Regions from separate parts of the Homo sapiens genome. Here region 2 is linked to region 1. The links are chromatin loops, found by intact Hi-C in ENCODE. Cell type or tissue: ascending aorta. All regions are shown on one strand.

Region 1 (8,000 bases):
CTCTCTCAACCCTGGTTCCTTTCTCTGCATCCCACCCTTTCATGTAGATTTTTGGCAGGGGTTGTATCCACCTTGAGCCAGGTGAGTTCACCTCCCTGCTCCCACTTCCTGAGTGGGTGGAGCACAGCAGGCCTCTAGCCCCCAATGAAGGAATTAACCATGAAGGAATCACAAAGCTGGGGAAAGAGAATAACAAAAGGAAGGAGAATAGGGTGAGTTCCTTCCCCTTCTCCCAACCCTTCCCACCACCCTTTGTCCATCCCAGGATTACGTTAACCCCTAGTGTGCTGGACCAACCAGAGCTCTGGGAAGCTCTCGTTTCTCTGGGTTCCGGATGTGGACATATGTAATTGAAGGGTTCCTGGAAGCTCAAATCCCCATGGCCAGGCAAGTCCTAGAGCCCGAACTTCTGTATCTCTGGCTGGCTTCCCAGGCCATCCAGTGTGAGAAGACCTCTCACTCTCACCAAGACCACCCTCTGGGGGCAGGGTGGGCAGTGACACCTGTGAGCCCTGGATTTTCCCCACCCCCCACATCGAGCAGGGCAGCACCCCAGGCTTCACGGGTGGAGGCACCCCAGTACTGGCTTTCACAAACTGCTTCCCAGACATCCACCACTTAGTGAGATTGGCGGGGCCCTCGTAGTGAGCTGGCTGGCAGCAGAAGAGGCATAGAAGGGAATGAGGCCAGGCTTCTGCCTTCCAGGAGTGCACCCTAGCCCCGGAACTAGGCAGCCAGACTGTTCCCTCGATAACAAACTGCCTGGCCATTCTGCGGCAAAGCACATTGCAGGAACTCGGGATCTAATATTCCTGCCCCACGAGGAGATGGTCTCTGTACACTGACCCCCTATTCTGCCACCCCAAGGCGGGGACCACGTGCTCCAGTCAAGATCCGCCCCCCTCCCCAAAATCCCATCTTGCTAGAGCTGCAGGTCGTCTCTGGTTTCTACCCAGAGAGCTGGAGGAACTCCCCACACCCCTTGACCCACGCTTGGTGTCCAGTCAGCCGGCGAGCTCGGCAGCTTCCCCAGGGACACAAAGGGTTAAATCCAGGCGAGGGGACTCGGTCGGATTTGCCTCCTAAACGCATTTTCCAGTTCATTCCCCAGCACAATATGCCTGGGCTGGTCCCAGCCTCCGTCCCCACCCCACCCGTCAGAATGGGCCACCAGGGCCACCCCGGGGTCGGGCGCGAGGTTAACCCCTCGGCTGCCGGCAGCCCGCACCTCGAGGAAGGACACGCGGGGCACCCTCGGGAAAGTGGGTCATGCAGCTACTTGGATGGCAGGAAGCCCGCGGTGTCTCCTCCAGGGAGAGCCCCCAGAGCTGGGAGCAGAGTTCCGAGGGGGAGCCCGGTCCCGCGCCAGGCCGGGAGGAGGCTGCCCCGGCCTCACCCTCCAGGAAAGGAACCGCAGGTGAGCGAGGAGCCGCCTCTGCCGCAGCAGCCGACTCTCCGCGCCCGCTGTGGGGCGGTGTGGGGCGGGAGGGGGCCCGAGCGTCCTGAGCCGTCTGGCAAAGGGGCCGCCGAAAGAGACGAAGCCCCCCCGCCATACTCCAAACCCGCAGCTCCGAGACTGACGCCCTCCCCCTGGGGCTGTTGTCTCCCACCCCAAGACGGTGATTACGGTGATTATTTTGCATTTATGTAACACGCAGTGTTTCCAAACTGCTTCCCGAGCAGAGAGCTGGTTATTAAATAAACAGAACGCTATTACATATTATTATTTTTTGTAAAGAACTGAGCGGAGAAAGTGCTTTCATGCTACATAGAGACGTGCATCTGACTGCTTCCCTGCAGGGCAGGCGGTTCGGCTTCTCAACCTCTTTCTCCGCCGTGCCACCTCCCACCCCCTTTACCCAAGCCGTGACCCAACTTTTCTGGCTCCTTTCACTCCCCACAATCCAGTCGTGCCCGCCATCCGGCTCCCAGCCCCGGGGAGGCATTGGATGGGGGTGGGGACAGCAGAGGTGAGCGCTCTTACCTGGGAGGAAGAATGCGGTCAAGCCGAGAGCGAGTCCCCACCAGCGTCCAGCGGCGCCCGCAAGCCCCATCCGAGCCATCGGGGGCCGGGGGTCCGGCGAGAGGGGCGGCGAGGGCAGCGCTCCTCGCGCAGCAGAAACCAGCCCGGAAGATGAGGGAAGATCGCTGGCGGTCGGCGGGCGCTCGAAGGATCCAGGTCAGCTGCAGCCGTCGGCCGGGGCGGGGTGGGCTGGGTGGGATCCGCGCGGCCGCAGTCCGGGCCCCGGGCCGCCGCCGGCTCAGAGGCTCGGCAGATGCCCGCCGCAAGTTGCACGAGTCATGCCCCTTCGCCTCCTCCGCTCTCCTCCCGGCGCCGGTCCCCGCCCTCTTCTTCCACGCAGAGCGGGGCTGGGGAGAGGGACCCACCCCCGGCGCGCCCGGCTGCCCGGTTGCGCGGCGCGGGCTCCTGGCCCCGGCCCGCTCACACCCTCCCGCTCGGCTCCAACTTGCAGGCGTCCATGGCCGGCCGTCCTCCGAGGGTGGCGGGACGCACCCGGGCGGCGCAGAAGGCTCGGGGCCCAGGCGGCGGGCGCGGGGCTCGGCGGTCGGCGGCCCGGGTGGCTCTGGCTGCGCGGCCGGGCGCGAGGAGAACGGGTCGGAGGCGCCGCGCGTCCCAGCCGCCGCCGCTCTGCCGGGTGCCGGCGATCCGCAACAATGTGGAGCCGCGCTCGCTGCTCTCGCTCTCTTTCTCTCACTCGCCGAGCTCCAGCCTCTCACCCGCTCGCCCGTGATGTCAGCCAGAGGGGAGGGGTTAGCGTTAACCCCCTCCTGGCCTCGATGCGCGCCCGCCGGGGCCCGGTCGGAGCCCGAGCGCACGCGCCTTCCCGACCGAAGCAGAGGCGGATCGCGAGCGCGGGCTGCGGGGTCCGGCTCAGGACCCTCGCTCGGGAGCTACCCCTCGGCCGCCTTCCAGCTGGGGAGCCGGCTGGAGCGCGGGCTGCCCTCCTCCTCCGCTGACAAAGGCAGGCAGTGACCCCTAGCGGCCGGCGGCGCCGAGGCGCGGCGGGTGGGGGTGGAGTTAGGACCGGGCCGGGGGCGGCGGTGGAGGAGAGGGCGGGATGGAGAATCCCGGCTAGCAGCGTGGGAGCTGGCAGGGCTTCTGCAAGCCCTCTGCTCCCACCCTGGCCCCATTTCACAGACGAGGAAACAAAGGCCCAAAGAAGAGTTCCGCCCGGGACGGAACGTGGCATAGCTCGCAACAGAACCCAGTCTCCGGAGATCCCTCTCCTCTGCACCACTTGGACGTTCCACGGAGAGGCAGCGGTGCGCGGGGCGACGGGGAGCTGCCAGAGAAGTCAGTGGTGGGCATGAGTGGGTGAGACGGGCCCACTGAGGTTTCTGGTAGAGTTTCTTTTCTAATCCCTGCTCCCTTCGGGGGTTCCTTTTCCAAAAATTGAAGCACCCCGCGCCCCGCCCTTGCCCAAACATAGCCTGAAAACGAGCTCTCCTCCAGTTTCCAGGACCTTAGTTTTGAGAGATTTGTGGGATTCCCGCGAAAGTGGATCGTCCAGTCAGTGTCCCTGGCAGGGCAGGGACTCTCCGCCCCATCCCGTTCACCACCCACTACATCCGGGTGTGGTAGGATTTCTGCCAAGGCGACTGCGCCCTCCGGGCCTTCCCTCTTCCCCTTACTCTGGTCCTCCTATCCCCATCCCCTCCCCCTGGGGGAGGAAGACAGACAGAGTTTCCCACTAAGGAGAGCCGAATTCTCCCCAGACCCTGGCCGGACACTGCTCCCTCTACCCTTTGCCCAGCCCTCTAGGCGGGCAGGAGCAGAGGGGAAGTGGCTGTTTCTGATAACACGTAAATTCTGGTTCCTCACTGGAGAAGGGGCAAAGACAGCGCCATATTCCCACTGTCTGGAATCCGGCCCTGGAGTGTCTCGGTTTCTCGCGGAAGTAGTCAGATCTGGCATTGTCATGAACACTCACCCACTCACTGTATGGTCTTTTACATTTAACAAATGTAACCTGGGCTTTCTTTGTGTCAAAACACAGTGCCTGGCTTGGGGATACAGAGACATCATCATTGTCCTGAAGGAACTCAATCTAGTTGAAGGGTGGGGGAAGACAGACATAGAAACGGATGTCGTAAACAAATATTTAATATGGGATTGTGTGGGTTTGGTGGGTCACAGAAAAAGTGCCCAGTTTAGCCCGGGGTGGGGTTGGTGTAAAGGCTTCAGGGAAGCGAACACAGGGTCTCGGTGAGTCATCTATCAGACCAAGGTAAGTGCTGGAGGGCAGAGACATAAAAGAGACTGGATTTAAGGTAGAGGGTCAGCACGAGCAAAGGAATGAAGGTAAGCAATAGTCAGGTGAGTAGGGGGCCCACAAAGGGTTGACTGGTTTAGCCTGAGCCTAAGACTTGAGGAAAGGAGAGGTCTGCAGATTCGTGAATCATGCCCGGTAGCTGCTAGGAGGGTTTTAAACTGGGGAACACGCTATCAGATTTAGTTTGTGGCAGCTGGGAATCTCCCATCTGGCTGCTGAGTGCTTTAAGGGCCAGGGTTGAATTGAATTCATTGTGATGGCCTTTAGCTCTGTGCCAGGCACACTGCAGGAGCTGAAGGCATGGTTTGAAGGGGCAATCCCAGATGTACCAATGTCTTCTTGTTCCCTGCTCTTACCCTCCCATCCTCTCCATCTTTATTTTATTTTATTTTATTTTATTTTATTTATTTTATTTTATTTTATTTTATTTTAATTTAATTTAATTTTATTTTATTTTATTTCATTGAGACAGAGTCTTGCTCTGTTGCCCAGGCTGGAGTGCAGTGGCGCCATCTCACCTCACTGCAACCTCTGTCTCCCAGGTTCAAGTGTTTCTCCTGTCTCAGCCTCCCGAGTAGCTGGAATTACAGGTGTGTGCCACCACGCCCGGCTAATTTTTGTATTTTTAGTAGAGACGGGGTTTCTCCATGTTGGCCAGGCTGGTCTGGAACTCCTGACCTCAGGTGACCTGCCCTCCTTGGTGTCCCAAAGTGCTGGGATTACAGGCATGAGCCACTGTACCCGGCTGCACTCTCTCCATCTTTAGGTCAGGCTTCTTTGATCCTCTGATCTTAAATGAGCTTCCAAAGAGGGTGCGGCCAGCAGGGAAGATGTGGCTGCCTGGGGATTGGTTGGGTGGAGAAGATGGAAGCAAGTAAGTGATATAGTATGGTTGTTCACTCATCATCTTTAAACAAGCAGGGAAGGTTGCTGGGGGAGGGGACATTTAACTGAGACCCTGAAGGACAGATCAGATTTGGACCAAAAGAGGCAGGAGAGAGACTCCTAAGTGGAAGGAACAGCTTGTACAAGAACATGGAGGTGCGTGGAGGTGGGAGAGGTGCCACCTGTGTTAGGACAGTAGGCATTCCAGTTTGTTTTGCGTTTTAGAGATGTATAAGAGAAAGGGACAGGTAGGCGCAAACAGAAGGCAAAAGGACCAGAAGGTTTCCTTTAGTGACAGGGAAGAAACACAGGATCAAGCAGCAGGAAAGCAGGCTTTGGTTCCTGCTCTTAAGCTGTGAGCCCAGGAGTCACTCTTGCTTCTTACCTCTTCCTGAACCACCATGTTCCAATTTTGTTGATTCTGCCCCTGAGATATATATATATATATATATCCTTTATATATATATATATAGTCTAGTGACATTGATATGCCCCTGATATGCCCCTGAGATATATATATATATCCTTTATATATATATATCCTTTATATATATATATTCTTTATATATATATATATAAAGTCTAGTGACATTGCTCCATTTCTCCTGTTATTAATCTAGTCCATGCACTCATGATTTCTACCTGGTCTTTACAATACTTTCTGACAGTATAGCCAGTCTGCACTGAGATGGGGAGTAAAATGTAACAGTCCAGCACATGGAACTCTGGAGAGCTAATCTGCCTGGATTGGAATTCTTAAACTCCAGCTCTGACACCCAATAGCTATGTGTCCTTGGGCAAGTGACTTAACTTCTCTGTGCTCAGGTACCTTCTCTGTAAAACAGGGAGAAATAAGAGCACCTACCTCTTGAAGTTGTGAGGATTAAATGAGCCTTGAGCCAAACATGTGAAGTGCATGGAACAATGCCTGGTGTACAGTAAAAACTGTCTAAGTATTAGTCATCATTATTATTGTCATCTGTCTCTCCACATCCAGTTTTCCCCTTCCTGAAAATGGTTTATATATATTTTACAAGCTTTATTTTGAAATAATTTTGGATTTGCAATAGAGTTGTGAAAATGGTACAGAGTTTTCATATGCCCTTCATTCATCTTCCCTGAATGTTAACATCTTATAGAACCATGGTACATCTATCAAAACTAAGAAATTAGTGTTAGTATAATACTATTAACTGAACTACAGAATTTATTCAGATTTCCCCAGGTTTTTTCCCACTAATGTCTATTTTTTGTTCCACAATTTAATCCAGGATACAACATTACATTTAGTAGTGGATTATTTTCAAATGCAGATGGTCAAGTTGCAATGCCCAGGAACAATTTCTTGGCCTGCCAGACTCTTAGACCAGTGTCAAGTCCTCAACAAGGCCTAAGGGGCCCATGCCTGCTTCTGCAGCCTCATCTCACCCTGCTCTGAGGCTTCAAGGAGGAGCCACTGGGATTTCCAATCATCCCCTGCTATAGACTTTGCATACTTGGGACCACTTTCGTGATGGTTTATAGTGCCTGATTCACTCCCCATTAGACTGTCAGCTCCTCCAGGGCAGGGATCATGTTGCTGTTGTTCTCTGCTATATCTCTGGCACCTAGAACATGCCTGGTACCTGATAGGCTTGTAATGAAAATGTGTTGATTAACTCACATCCTGTGCCACTTTCTGCCAATCACTTCCCCTCTCTGGACCTCAGTTTTCTCATCTGCAGACTGAGGAGTTTAATTTGTTCACTGGTTTTCCAGTTGTGTTTTGGAAACCCTAGAATTTCCTGGGCTCAACAGGAGCCACATTTAAAGAGCATGTGTTTTCATGTGCTTGAAAATTGGGCTTTTGAGAAAGATATCTCTTAATGGATTTTGAAGATTCTGCTGCTTAAAAAGGTTTGAAAACGTGACAGATTATTGTATATTATGAATTACATATAGTTGCATGATTTTACAACTCCATTATTTATTTATTTATTTTTGCAGGCAGTGGGGAGCCATGGAAAGTTTCTGAACAGAGAAGCACTTATTGGGAACTGTCAGAGCTATGCTTCAGGAGATGAATCTGGCAACAACGTGGGTAGGATGGACAGATGATGATTGGTCAGTGAAGGAGGAGGGGAGTGAGGAGAGAGGGTTGTCATGGAAGCCAAGTGAGAAGAGGATTTAATAGAGGAGGTGGAGGAGGTTGCTAACAGTGTCTGATGCTGCAGAAAGCAGGTGGGGATCAGAAGGGGTCTTTGGAAGCAGTGGCAAAACCACCAGTGACCTTTGAGAGAGGGATGTTGGTGACTAGGCAGGGGCTGAACCCAGATCAAAGTGGGAGGAGGAGCAACTGGAAGGTGAAAAAGCAGAGGCAGCAGGTATCCTCTCTGCTTTTGAGAAGTTTGGTGGCGGACGGAATGAGCAAGGTGGATGAGAAGCTCGGAGAGGGTTAGCAAGACAGACCAAGAGGCTTATTTTCTCCTTTTTCATCGGAAATCAAAAGCTACTGAGCATCTTGTAGTCAGAAGGAAAAGAGCTAGTGGACAGTGAGGGAGTGGAGAAGCAAGTGTAAGAAGTGAAATAGGGTGTCATTTATGGAGCAAGTCCTGGGTTGGGGGGCACTGAGGGTGGGAAGGGGTCAGCCTTGGAAAGGAGAAGACCCATCTTTCTCTGAGCCTGGAGGGAAGGTGAAGAGAGTAGTGAAGGTGGAAGTTTTGGGGTGGAGTAGTGAAGGGGGAAGTTTATAATAAGGTCATTGCAGTACAGTGGGAGCTGAAGTTATCTGCAGAGAGAGGTTGGAAAGCGGCTTCAGACTTCACAATTGAGAAGGCCAAA
Region 2 (8,000 bases), 350 kb before region 1:
TATAGGGTGCTCCTTGATTTGGGGTTGTGAGTGGGTGGGCATCTATACACTTCCAAGACAAGGCAAAGAAATGGGCCTCCAGGTAGTATTGGGATCCTTAAATTCTCTTTTCCAAGCACCTCTGCCCAGGTACTCTCCTGGTGCCCCCTCCCAAGGGGAGAGCCCCGGTCTCCTTCCTTCTCCTCTAGGGCGTCATCTTTCCTCTGTTCTCAGCCTCCGGAGGAGCCTTTGGTCTTGCCCCTGACACCCACCGGGCCCAATGGGGTGGCCTCTCACATGCTCTCCCAGATTCACTGATGTCTTTCCTCTAGGTAGAGTCCCAGAGAAGCTCAGATACCAAAGGGGCAGCTACTGACCTGTGTCCAGGGGCACTGGATGGGAGCTGGGGGCTTCTCCTTCCCCAGCAGGGCAGGGAATGCAGTGGAAAGCCCAGAAGCTGGAGCCTGACTCTGGGCTGGGTAATCCGGAGCTCAGGTTACTGACTCCGATATATATAGTATCTTATCTGACCTCGCAGACTCGCAGAGATGGCGAGTGCAACTCACTTGCATTCCAAGCCCCAGGAGAATTAAAGGGGCAGTGGCGTGCTCACCTTGAGGGGCTGCCCTTTCGGGCCAGTGCCAGCCAAGGAGGTCTGTGAGGACTCTTGGAAGGGGGGCATTTTGAAGGGGAACAATCGGGAGATTCAAGAGGAAAGAGCATTGAAAAGAGCACAGAGGGGTGGGGGTGGAACTTGAGACAAAAATATGGAGAAAGTGGATTTTCCAGAGCAGTCAGTCACAGAATTAGAGAACAGGAAGAAGCCATACAGTTAGCCCCACTCTTAATTTTGAGATAGAGTAGACCTAGAGAAAGAAAGCAGCTTGCTCAAGGGCATGTGCAGATAGCGAGAAGCAGAAAGGGGACTAGTACTCAGGTTTCAGTCCAATATTCTTTTCTAATGGACTTCTAGGCCTGGGATTGGAGGCTAGTTCTTTCCCTTATTGGCTCTGAAATAGTGGATAAGTCACTTAAGTTCTCTGAACCTTAGCTATTTAATCTGCAAAACGGGACTAATAGTAATAATAGTGGTCTATCTCAGTTGTGAGGATTAAATAAAATAATATTTGTAAATTTCATGGCCCATAGAGTTCAATAAACATTGATGATTATATTGAATACTTCCACTTCTTATTATAATTAGTGGTATTATTAATAATAGCGCCTTACCAGGTGAACCTTCCTAGGGAGAAAAGGAGGGTTACTCCTGGGGAAGTGTTCCTTTCTCTTTTTTTTTTTTTTTTTTTGAGACGGAGTCTCCGTCGCCCAGGCTGCAGTGCAGTGGCGCGATCTTGGCTCACTGCAAGCTCCGCATCCTGGGTTCACGCCATTCTCCTGCCTCAGCCTCCCGAGTAGCTGGGACTACAGGCTCCCGCCAGCACGCCCGGCTAATTTTTTTGTAATTTTAGTAGAGATGGGGTTTCACCGTGTTAGCCAGGATGGTCTCGATTTCCTGACCTTGTGATCCGCCCGCCTTGGCCTCCCAAAGTGCTGGGATTACTGCACTTTGAGCCACTGCTCCCGGCCGGAAGTGTGCCTTTCTAATGCCAGAGAACAGTCCCTTGGTTTTCTGAACTGACCATGTCCCATAACTGGGAAGGGCAAACAAGGCTTGCCATCTTCCTAGACGTCCAGTCCACCAAGCAGAGAAAGGCCAAGCCCATCTGGGCTCCTTCCCCCTTTGCCTAGAAAAATACGGCAAGTGCAGCTTCCCCCAGGCCACCAGGAGAATGCTTGGCCCCTCTGGGGTGGTTCCACTCTACCTGTGGGAGGGCTCAGGATTCCAGGGCCACAGAGCCGGGCTGGGCAGGGTCACAAGAGGAAGGAACGGGGTTCTTAGCCTCTCTGGCCTTGGTGCACTTGTCTGCTCCCAGGACGTTTCTCGATGGCTCTCCCCGAGGACTGGGAGTACCCAGCCTGGTGCCTCCACCCTGTCTTAGCACAGGCTACTGACTCAGCCCAGGTCCTAATGATGCACTTCAGAGGACGCCCTCATTCCAGTCCTCATTCTGACTCCAGTCTGACATGCATCTACAGCATCAAAGGAGGGGGCCTGCCTCGACCTTAGCCCAATCAGCTCTCCTTTCCTCTGCTTTACGGGGGTCCATCTGGGGGATGTTCTCATGCCCATTCCAGGGGAGGTGAGCAGCCCCTACCACTACCTCCAGCTCAGTCCCATTCTAAAGGCAGCCAGGTCAGGAGGTAGGATGTTCACTCTTCAGGGAAGGGCTAGAATGGGTTGGCTAGGGCTTCCCTTGACTGTTGAGAAGTTGCTCTCTCCGGAGCACCGCGTGCCTGCTTCTGGTTTGGGACTGGTGAGAATTTCAAAGCTGCCTCTTTCTGGTTTGGGATTGGTGGAAAATCTCCCCTTCCGCTTAATTGTTGCCCAACCCCCGCCCCTAACCCCCTTTAGCAAACTGACCGGGGAGCTTTAAGAGCAGCGAGTGAGCTGCACGCACACGTGGGGAGGGGGTTTGTCAGTGTCGCTCAGGCCACATACCACCGATATACACGGGGCACAGCGAGGAGGACCCGCCAAAGCAGCATTTCCTTAGAATACACTGATCAGCACACAGTTGGCTCTTCCTGGCACCCTGGGCTGTCAGCAGGCAGCCCTCACACAACTGGCAGACACAGCTGGAGCGTCCCTGCACAGCCGGCTCTCTCCCTATATTTCTAGTGTCCACTCTGCCCAGAATGTCGTGGACACCTTACTTTCTGAGCTCCAAACCGGCACTGATCCCCGAATCCCCCCTCCCGGATCCCCGACAGGTGGCACGTACCTGCCTCTTCTTGGAGTATGGACGAGTCGAACCGGGCACAAGCATGGAGCTGCGGGTGAGTCCCGGCTGGCGCTGGCGCGGCGCAGTGAGCACCAGCTGACGAAGAGGGCTCCCCGGCCTCGGCTCCTGCCTGACTCTCTCCCACCTCCGCCGGGGGCCCAGAAGGGACCTCCCCGGGAAATCGGCGCCACCCAGCGGGCAGCCGCCTCATCGCGCCTGGGCCGGCAGAGCCACACCCCGCGTCTCGCGTCACTGAGTCGCGTCACGGCTATTGGCTTGTTCCTACTGTGGCGTCATTAGAGCCCGGCCTCCGGCTGGGGCCACCCAGGCAACCGATATACACAGAGAACCACGTGGAGGAAAAGCACGCGAGTTTGGAGCGGGTGGAGCAGGAACAGAGGTGGACTGGAATGTCACACGACGGGGCAGCTGGAAGGTATTGGGAAAGAAGAGGCGTCATGGGAGAAGGCTCGGAACTTGAGCCCTGGGGCGTATCAACTTTCAGTTTTTAGGGAAGGCTAAACGTCCCCCACTCCCCTTCTCACTGGGCTGGGGGAGGTCCTGTTCCTCAGCCTCTTCTCTTTTTCTCTGCTGTCAAAGACACTCTCCGCTCATTTTACTTTCATGGGACCAGTGATTAGTGATGAATGCCTGAGTGGGTAAACGGAGGCACTGAGTCAATGAAAGAATTCTCTTTGGTCTTTTCAAGAAAAAGCCGAGACAAAACTTGAATTTTTGCTGCTCCCATTCCTTTTATGTAACCTTCTCCCGACTCCCCCGATGTTGATGAGGAAAATCGCACAACCAGGTAGCTGGGTACCAAGGCGAATCCAGGTTTTCAACTTCAGCTGCTCCATCAACCCTTGCAGCTGCCGTTAACTCCTCCCATCTTCACCATAGATCTCTCTCTCCATCGCTACTCTCCTCAAGTCCTTCCTTCTCTTCTATTTCCCAGAGAAATCAGACGCAATCAAGAGGGGAATTCTTAAATTTCTACCTACAAACATGTCTGAATCCATTCTTATCAGGAGCAGTGAAAGAGGCACCCCTGTTCTTGTCCAAGGCACGATTCCCTTCTTGATTTCAACTCTTGTTTTGTTTTTGTTTTTGTTTTTTGTTTTTTTGAGACGGAGTGTCGTCGCTCTTGTTGCCAAGGCTGGAGTGCAATGGCGCGATCTCAGCTCACTGCAACCTCCAGGTTCAAGCAATTCTGCCTCAGCCTCCCAAGTAGCTGGGATTACAGGCGTGCGCCACCACGCCAGGCCGATTTTTTTTTTATAGAGTCTTGCTCTGTTGTCCAGGCTGGAGTGCAATGGCATAATCTCGGCTCACTGCAACCTCCTCCTCCCGGGTTCAAGTGATTCTTGTGCCTCAGCCTCCCCCGAGTAGCTGGGATTACAGGAGCCCACCACCACGCCTGGCTAATTTTTGAATTTTTAGTAGAGACAGGGTTTCACCGTGTTGGTCAGGCTGGTCTTGAACTCCTGACCTCAGGTGATCCACCAGCCTCAGACCCCCAAAGTGCTGGGATTACAGGTGTGAGCCACTGCACCCGGCCCCAGCTAATTTTTTGTATTTAGTAGAGATGGGGTTTCACCATGTTATATTTCCTTAGGGCCCTCATTCCATCACTTCATTTTACAGATGGATATTGGACATGCCAGTCACTCTTCTAGAAACTGGGGATATAGCAGGGAACAAAACAGGCACAATCCCTGCCCTCAGGGAGCTTACATTCTAGTAGAAGCAGGACTAAATAAGTAGAATATGTAATATGTTAGATGATGCTAAGAGCTATGGGGCACATCAAGCAAGGAGGAGGTGCGTTCGGAGAAGGTAACATTCAAGTGACCTGAGGGAGGCTAGGCGTGAACTACACATAAATGTGGGGAAAGAATGTTCTAGGCAGAGAGAAGAGTAAAAGTAAAGGTCCTGAGGTGGGAGCGACCTGCCACTTTCGAGGAAGAACAAAGTCAATGTGGCTGGAGTGAAGAGAGAGAAAGATAGGGAAAGAGTGGGAGACGCGATCAGAGAGGTCAGAGAAGGACCCAGCCTGTAGGTCCCCAAGGCCATTCTGAGGACTTTGGCTTTTATGAAGCTACTGGAAGGTTTTGAAACAGGGTTGTCCAATCTTTTGGCTTCCCTGGGTTATGGTAGAAGAAGAATTATTGTTTTGGGCCACACATAAAATACACTAACACTAAAGATAGCTGATGAGCTTTAAAAAAAACTCATAATGTTTTAAGAAAGTTTACGAATTTGTGTGGGGCCACATTCAAAGCCATCCTGGGCCACATGTGGCCTGCATACTGTGGGTTGGACAAGTTTGTTTTGAGCAGAGGAGGGACACGGATCTGATTTTTGTTTTAACAAAATACCTTTTGCTACTGTGTAGAGAACAGCTCTGAAGAGAGCAGAAGCGGGAGACCATTTAGGAGGTCATTGTGAGCGTCTGGTTAGTGTGGTAGCAGGACAGGTGATGCAAAGTGGTGGATTTTGGAAGTATTTTGAATGTGGACTAACAGGATTTTCTGATGAATTAGGCAGTGTGGGGAGGAGGGAGGAATTTTTCACCTGAACTTTAACTGAGGAGGGGAAGGCTATGGTAGGATAATCGCTTGAACCTGGGAGGCAGAGGTTTCGGTGAGCCGAGATGGTGCCACTGTACTCCAGCCTGGGCGACAGAGCAAGACACAGTTTCAAAACAAAAAACAAAAAACATATGTCTACTAGGCATCAAAATGGAGATGTCAAGAAAGCAGCTGCATATGCAAGTTTGGTGTGGTCTGGGCTGGCGATAAAAGATTGAGAGTCATCAGCATATGGAAGTTATTTAAAGCCAGGAGATGAGAAGAATTACCAAGGGAGCAAGTGTAGATAGAAAAGATGTGCAAGGACTTAATTCTGGAGCTCTCCAATATGAGCTTGAGATCAGTTGGAACTGTCAGAGAGATGGAGGCATAGGACCAGTGTAGAGAGGAAAAAATCCCAGGAGATGGTGGTATGCTAAAGGCCAAGAGAAGGAAACTTACCAAGGAGGAGGGAAAGGTCAATTGTGTCAAATGTGGCCCATAAATTATGTAAGATGAGTTTGAGAATTGATTGATTGATTTTTTTTTTGTTTTATGTTTTGTCCCTCCCTTGCCCCCCTACTGGAAAGTATATAGAGCAAAGATAATTGATTGAAGGTCATTGGTGATTTTGACGAGAACAGTTTTGGTGGAGTGGTGGGGGTAAAAGTCTGATTGCGGATGAGTTTAAGAAAGAATGGGAGGAGAGGGATGGCAGCAGTATAGACAACTCTTTGGAGGAGTTTTCTTGTAAAGGAAGGAGAGAAATTGGATGGGAGCTAAAAGGAGAAGCGAGGTCAAGAAAACTTTTTAAGTGGGAAAAAATAGTTATATGTTATATGCTGATGGGGAAGAGGCAGTAGAGAGTGAAGATTGACAATGCAGTGGGGAGTGAGGAGAATGTCTGAAGAAATGTCCCTGATGAGGGGAGAAGGGATTGGACAGAGTCCAGAAGCAGAGGGGCTGGCTTTGGTTAGAGGACTGATGGCTCATGAAAAGTAAAAAGAGAGAAGGCACGATATTTGGGCATAGATGTGGGAAGGCGGATTGATGTGGGGGAAGCTGGTGGATATTATCTCTTTGTAGCCTTTTTTTTTTTTTCTCTTAGTGAATTAGGAAGCAGGGTCAGCTGACTGTGAGGATGAAGGGGAAAGGCTTAGAAGTTTGAACCTAGAGGTGGAGTTCTAAAGTCACTGAGAACAGTGATTCTCAAACTTTAGTGTGTATCAAAACCACCTAGAGAGCCTATTAAAGCCCTCCCACAGCCTGGGCAACATAGAGAGACCCCATCTCTACAAAAAATAAAAAAATCAGCCAGGTGTGGTGGTGTGCGCTTGTGGTCCAGCTACTCAGGAGGCTGAGATGGGAGGATTGCTTGAGCCTGGGAGCTCAAGGCTGCAGTGAGCTGTGATTGTGCCACTGCACTCCAGCCTGAGCTACAGGGTGAGATGCTATCTCAAAAGAAAAAAAAAAAAAGCCCTCCTTTCCCCCAGACGTTCTGATTCAGTAGGTCTAGGATGGGCCCAGGAATCTGCATTTCTAACAAGTTCCGGGTGATGCTGCAGTCGCCTGTATGGGGATGACCCTTTGAGAACTACTGTGTGAGAGAGTGGGGCAGTGACTGGACTCGAATTCCCACAAATGCAGTGTGGTTGTCAGGTAGCATCAGGGGCCCAGCTGAGGTTAGAAATCATGATTTGAAAGTGTCTCCAATCACATCCCACTCACAATTGCTTGCACATGTTTGGAGTCCTATCTCTTTAAAACTTCCATTTTCTACTGACTTTTCCTTTGACATATAAAAGGCTCCACACCCTTCCTCTTTAAAAAATGAAAATCTTTAACTTAGGTTCTAGCTCTCCCCTCTTCACAATTCTCTTGGCAGAGTTGTGCATGCTATATTTCCTACCTCCTAGTCTATGCAGCATCCACAACACATCTGCTCTCCCTCCAACCTCAGGACTCTTCTGTTAGGCATCATTACTGATCTAGATGCTAAATCCAATGGGCACTTTTTAGTTGTAATCAGGCACTTGACCACCTACAAATCTGATACCTCCAACCATTTCCTCCCTCAGCTGTGTCCTCCTTTAGGTTTTGTGGACACACTGCTTTTCTGGTTTTCCTCCTGACAGCTGTCACCTTCTCATTCTCCTTTTCCCCTGATGTTCCTTTATCCTCCTTTCAGAGCAGCGTATAGCACAGTGGTTGTTATATGTGAAGGTTGTAGATTTACTGGGATAACTTCTGATTTCTCTGGCTCCTAGCTGTGAGACATGAAACATTTATATCTGTTTCTTCATATATTTACAAAAGTGAGGCTGGGCATGGTAGCATGTGCCTGTGGTCCTAGCTGCCTGGGAGGCTGAGGTGGGAGGATGGCTTGAGCTCAGGAGTTTGAGTCCAGCTTGGGCAACATAGGGAGACATTGCCACTTAAAAAAAAAAAAAAAAGATAGGCCGGGCGCGGTGGCTCACGCCTGTAATCCCAGCACTTTGGGAGGCCGAGGTGGGCGGATCACAAGGTCAGGAGATCGAGACCATCCTGGCTAACACACTGAAACCCCGTCTCTACTGAAAATACAAAAAAATTAGCTGGGCGTGGTGGC

Evidence for each region. Hi-C counts contacts between places; a loop is a spot of excess contacts. Peaks named below come from ENCODE experiments on the same cell type or tissue, not always from the same donor. Only the 100,000 strongest peaks of a DNase experiment are listed, where the experiment ranks them.
Region 2: it touches region 1 in a loop (3-fold over the local background); 7 of 110 quality-filtered maps call a loop at or near these places.

What each region holds. Positions count from the first base shown.
Region 1 is chr11:119,726,491-119,734,490 of GRCh38, forward strand. It overlaps NECTIN1 (nectin cell adhesion molecule 1), which reads right to left and starts at 2,710. Exons shown (of 6, transcript NM_002855.5): 1 at 1,985-2,710. The coding sequence starts at 2,063. NECTIN1-DT (NECTIN1 divergent transcript) reads left to right here and starts at 3,093. Exons shown (of 4, transcript NR_120587.1): 1 at 3,093-3,316; 2 at 7,167-7,260. RefSeq lists enhancers at 292-1,234, 2,034-2,895, 2,896-3,756 and silencers at 2,306-2,625, 2,686-3,095. In ascending aorta, CTCF peaks have their summits at 1,438 and 3,002 (motif pointing left); DNase peaks (open chromatin) are centred at 2,401, 2,761, 3,011, 3,601 and 2 weaker places; H3K4me3 peaks cover 3,767 bases; H3K27ac peaks cover 2,435 bases.
Region 2 is chr11:119,378,651-119,386,650 of GRCh38, forward strand. USP2 (ubiquitin specific peptidase 2) reads right to left here and starts at 3,040. Exons shown (of 13, transcript NM_004205.5): 1 at 2,823-3,040. It overlaps USP2-AS1 (USP2 antisense RNA 1), which reads left to right and starts at 3,128. Exons shown (of 4, transcript NR_034160.1): 1 at 3,128-3,258. RefSeq lists an enhancer at 2,118-3,107. In ascending aorta, a CTCF peak has its summit at 3,014 (motif pointing left); DNase peaks (open chromatin) are centred at 2,070 and 3,081; H3K4me3 peaks cover 1,615 bases; H3K27ac peaks cover 476 bases.